Linked DNA regions of Homo sapiens: region 2 is linked to region 1. A link is a loop called in an ENCODE intact Hi-C map of the cell type or tissue named here. Cell type or tissue: heart left ventricle. All regions are shown on one strand.

Region 1 (2,500 bases):
AATTGTCACAGTATCATTAGAGCAATGACCTCTTACAGGGAATGCTGGGCAAGTATAAATCAGTGAGATATGTGTTATTATCTCCCCCATGGTTCTGCCACTTCAGTTTAATCCCTCCTTGGGCTAATACTTAAAGGCACCTGAAAAACTGCGACCTCTTACATGCAATTCTGCCAATGGCATTCTCATCAATCCACATTTCCATTCCCGCTATTTAATATACTACATACATGCAGACTTGAGTAATTCCAACTAATGACTGTGGCAAATGAAAGTCTCTTTTCTTCAGTACCACAGGAAAGATAAAAATAAAAGAAAGAAAAAAAAATCTCTTTTCTTGGGAAAGAGAGGATGACTATTATCACAGTTCTCTTTCCAATGTTCGTTCACACATCCCTCTCAGGAATCTACTCTGGAGACCCTAAATAGCTCACAGCAACTTGTGGAGAAGGCACACTTTTGGGCACCTACCAGCTTGGGTATTTCTTTCTTTTTTTTTGAGATGGAGTCTTGCTCTGCTGCCCAGGCTGGAGTGCAGTGGTGTGATCTTGGCTCACTGCAAACTCTGTCTCCTGGGTTCAAGCTATTCTCCCACCTCAGCCTCCCAAATAGCCGGGATTATAGTCATGTACCACCATGCCTGGCTAATTTTTGTATTTTTAGTAGAGACAGGGTTTTACCATGTTGGCCAGGTTGGTCTCGAACTCCTGACCTCATGTGATCCGCCTGCCTCAGCCTCCTAAAGTGCTGGGATTACAGGTGTGAGCCACTGTGCCCAGCCAGCTTGGATATTTCCGTCAGTTAGTTAAAGATTTGTTGGCCCAAGCAACAGCCAATTTATAGCTTCATTTTTACTGATAACAGAAGTCCTAGAAGGCTTAACTTGTAGGTAGGAGATGCCTAATGGTCTATCTGACTTAGGCATCTAGTATCTTAATTTTAAAGCTGAGGTTTTACGTTTTTACTGAACACCATCACATTTTGGATGCAGAAAAAAAATTCACTAATGACATGGTCTTTGGGAATATTGCTGAAGTGTCAAAAATGTCACTTAAACAACAAATACCTTCTCCTTTGACCTACAGAATAACCCATAAAAGGATTAAAAGTTAATCTCTCTCTCTTTTTTTTTTTTTTAGACACAGGGCCTTGTTCTGTGGCCCGGGTTGGAGTGCAGTGGTGCGAACATAGCTCACTGCAGCGTTGAACTTCTGGGGTCAAGTGATCCTCCCACCTCAACCTCCCAAGTAGCTGAGACTAGAGGTGTGTGCCACCACACCTGGCTAACTTTTAAATTTTTTGTAGAGATAGGGTCTTGCTATGTTTCCCAGGCTTCTCCTCATTTCTTGTTTCCTTTTTCACCCTGTCGGCACCAGACTTCATTTTAAGTTTTCTGAATACTGAGCTAGTTATGCAGCATGTAATGAATCAGCATGTGCTGCCATCTTCTGGAAGAAATAAGTACTGACTTCCTTTGTTTTAATCCATGTTAAAGCTAAATCCCTTTTATAGATCACAAAGATGATTTCTAAATCTTTTCTTTTTACTTAAAAAACCCTGTGTGTGTATGTATATATATCTACGTATGTGTGTGTATATATATATGTGTGTGTGTGTGTGTGTGTGTGTATATATCTACATGTATATAGATGGGTCTTGCTATGTTGCCCAGGCTGGCTTCAAGCAATCCTCCTGCCTCAGCCTCCTAAACTACTGGGATTACAGGCATGAATCACTACATCTGTCCCATTTCTAAGTCTAATTAGCTTTATATAGGGTAAAAACCTAGCAGCATGCTAGGTGTTCTTGAGAACTGGGGTCAAGAGAAGTGAAGTACCTTGAAGGCATTATTTTCCTTAATGTTCTTCATGATCCCCAAGTCTTTAAGCTTCTGTCCTATCAGGGTCAGCATCATGCTGTAGATGTTCTCCAAGCTTGTCCCAGGGAAGCAGAGGGCCAAACAATCTCTTTGGATCTCTAGAACGGCTTCATAGAGTTCTGCCTGAGGTGCGGTGAACCTGGGGACGGGAAAACCAAAGAACCTGAACTTAGATAATCTGATATTCTAAGAAGTTTGCTACTAAGTTTGATTAGAAAAACCCCAAGATGCTGCTGTTGCTGGGGCACTGTTGATGTTTAATAAGTACCAATCTATCAATATGGCCAGGAGCTCAATCATGTCCTAGGTGCTCAGTAGGAAGGGCAACAATCCTTCAAGCTGGAGCAGCAACACAGTCTCTTCTTCAAATGGTCAGGAGAGACATGAAGTAGGGCCAAAAGAAGCACTGAGCCATGAGTGCAGTCAGTGGGCAGATGAGGCTCAGCCATGATCCTGTTTAATCCCTTACAGCATAGACTACCATTAAAAAAAAAGGCAAGAAAGCCTAGGGACCCACTTCTGACAGGTGAAGCAGATACCATGGGATAAACTAGTCAACATCTGGGCTACTAGTAATGTACTAGCACTTAAGTGTCTTTAGAATAACAGTTTCTTTAGCAA
Region 2 (2,500 bases), 610 kb before region 1:
CTTTCTGTCTCTATGGATGTGGTTCTGGACACTGTACATGAATGGAGTCGCACACTGTGTGGCTTTTGTGTCTGGCTGCTTTCACTTGGCCCCATGTGAAGGTTCAGCCCGAGGTTGAGCCACACTGTAGTGCATGTCAGAATTCCTTCCTTTGTAAGGCTGCATAATATTCCATTGTGTGTCTCCAGCATGTTTTGTTTACTCATCCATCCATGGGGGACTCCGGGTGCCCAGCATTTGCTTTTGGATGTGGTTGTTCCAGCCTGGGGCTCCCTGGGCGCAGGATCATGTGCTGTCCCACCCCCGTGAGCCCAGTGCCCAGACTGGGCCTGGCACAAACCTGGTGCAGGCTCTGTGAAGTTTTTTTTTTTTTTGAGACGGAGTCTTGCTCTGTTGCCCAGGCTGGAGCGCAGTGGCATGATCTTGGCGTACTGCAACCTCCACCTCCTGGTTCAAGTGATTCTCCTGCCTCAGCCTCCTGAGTGGCTGGGATCATAGGCACCTGGTACCACACCCGGCTAATTTTTGTATTTTGGTAGAGACGGTGTTTTATCATGTTGGCCAGGCTGGTCTCAAACTCCTGACCTCAGGTGATCTGCCCACCTCGGCCTCCCAAAGTGCCGAGATTACAGACTTGAGCCACCCCGCCCGGCCTCTGTGAGGATTTATTAAACCAAACTGAATGTTGGGCCATGTGGGGGACAGGGTTTTTCCATCTGTGCGTAAGTGGCCCTTGGCCGCCCTCATCTGCTCTCTGGGAGGTCAGCACAAGGCCCAGTCATCTTCATGGTGGCTGTGATGGCTCACGTTTGTGTCTTCCCAGGGTGAGAGGTCCATCGGCTGCCTCTCCTCATGCCCTGCTGATGCCAGGGTCCCTGCCGTCCTGGGGGGCATGTTGGCCGACTAAATGGTTGACGGCATCGTGGAAGCCTGTGTTTGGGATTAAACCTGTCTGAGGAAGGCAAGATTCGACCCGGTGGCCCTGTCTGGTGGGTACAGAAAGACCAGGTGTCTCCCCATGGCTATGTGGCTGTGAGTGGGTCACCCTGGCTCTGAGCCACTGCCTTATCCTCACGGTGGGAACTCTGTTGGTAACCAGCAGGGGGCAGCCGCGTGCTGATTCTCAGGTCAGCGTTGGACTCCTACTTTGGGGCTTCGAGCAAGGGCCTGAGTGACAAGGTGACATACAGCTAATGCCAGGGCCTGGGGTCAGAGTGTGCGATGTGGGCACAGACCCCACCTGGTGTTTTCCTTGCAGTCAGGTGAGTGGGGACCACCTGCAGCATGGCCTGAGAACCCACAGAGGCATTTTTGCTGGGCTGCTGGCCTGCGCCTCACAACACCAGGGCATTTTTAGCCTCCTCTCCAGGTCAGAGCTGTGCCTGGGGCCGACTTTGCTGCTCAGCAGGAGGTGGGAGTTTCCAAACCCTGCGTTCTTTACCAGTTGCTTCTGCCCTTTTTAGGAGCTGAAGGAGAGCCTGGAGGGAGGTTGAAATTGACTTTGGAGCCACTGATGGCTCAGAATCTGGGCTCAGGTGTGAGTAACCTGGCAGTTTTGGGAGTGCCCAGTTACAGGACAGCTGCTGCTGCCCCCCTGTGGGGGCCATGCTGTGAACTTGCAGGAGACAAAGGGAGGGTCTAGGCTTGCAGGGGGATGTGGCATGGAGCAGCCACACAGGCCCCCAGGTGTGCTGGCACCTGAGGGTGACATGGGAGCGCACTGGGGCCCCGGTCAGCATCACTGATGGGCTGTCTTCATTTCCAGTCCATTTTCGCTGCGTGGTGTTTCATCCATTCCTAGATGAGATTCTCATTGGGAAGATCAAAGGCTGCAGCCCAGAAGGAGTGCACGGTAACAGTGGCCCTGACGCCTCAGACAAGACTTGGGAACACTGTGGGGGCAGGAGGTCTGTGTCCACCCACATGGTCAGGGGAGGGCTCAGGTGTCGAGGCCGAACCTTCCCCGTGGTGTCAGAGAAGCTTGCCCACCCTCCCTTTTATGTGTTGTGTGAGGACCTCCATCAGCAGTGCGGTTTCACTGTGAGGCCGTCACTCAGGACTTCAGGGTGGGCACTGAAGCTGGCGGAAGTGACTGGGAGTCTTTAGCGCCCACTGGCCCCTGTTGTGTGCAGAGGTTTTGGGGACTAGGTGCTCCGGGCTTTGCCCAGGGCTGCTCCGCTATGTGGGTGGTGTACGCAGAGGCATTAGGTGGGGAAGGGGCCTAGGTTTCCACAGCGACATCCGCCTCGTGGGCAGCCCCAGGCAGGGCTTGCCTGTCAAGCATAAGACCCCGCAGTGTTTGGCGTCCACTGGGACCCCCATCTCAGGCCGTCACCTGCTTCCTTCCTTCCAGTCTCTCTAGGCTTCTTCGATGACATTCTCATCCCCCCAGAGTCACTGCAGCAGCCAGCCAAGTTGTATCCTCCAAGGGTTAAAGTGGTTTGTCACAGGGAGCTCAGGCCTCTCCAAAGGAAGGTCCCCACTCCTTAGGGTGGCCTTT

Evidence for each region. Hi-C counts contacts between places; a loop is a spot of excess contacts. Peaks named below come from ENCODE experiments on the same cell type or tissue, not always from the same donor. Only the 100,000 strongest peaks of a DNase experiment are listed, where the experiment ranks them.
Region 2: it touches region 1 in a loop (4-fold over the local background); 9 of 110 quality-filtered maps call a loop at or near these places.

Annotation. Positions count from the first base shown.
Region 1 is chr22:40,921,851-40,924,350 of GRCh38, reverse strand. It overlaps XPNPEP3 (X-prolyl aminopeptidase 3), which reads right to left. Exons shown (of 10, transcript NM_022098.4): 8 at 1,838-2,018. Among named protein-coding and RNA genes, the nearest start is that of RBX1, 28 kb to the left of the region's middle. In heart left ventricle, a CTCF peak has its summit at 1,449 (motif pointing left); no DNase peak of the experiment used is centred here.
Region 2 is chr22:41,532,011-41,534,510 of GRCh38, reverse strand. It overlaps POLR3H (RNA polymerase III subunit H), which reads left to right. Exons shown (of 6, transcript NM_001018050.4): 3 at 1,766-1,852; 4 at 2,354-2,417. Among named protein-coding and RNA genes, the nearest start is that of POLR3H, 11 kb to the left of the region's middle. RefSeq lists a silencer at 1-106 and enhancers at 1,151-1,200, 993-1,801, 1,802-2,500. In heart left ventricle, CTCF peaks have their summits at 896 and 1,101 (motif pointing right); a DNase peak (open chromatin) is centred at 1,100; H3K27ac peaks cover 1,337 bases.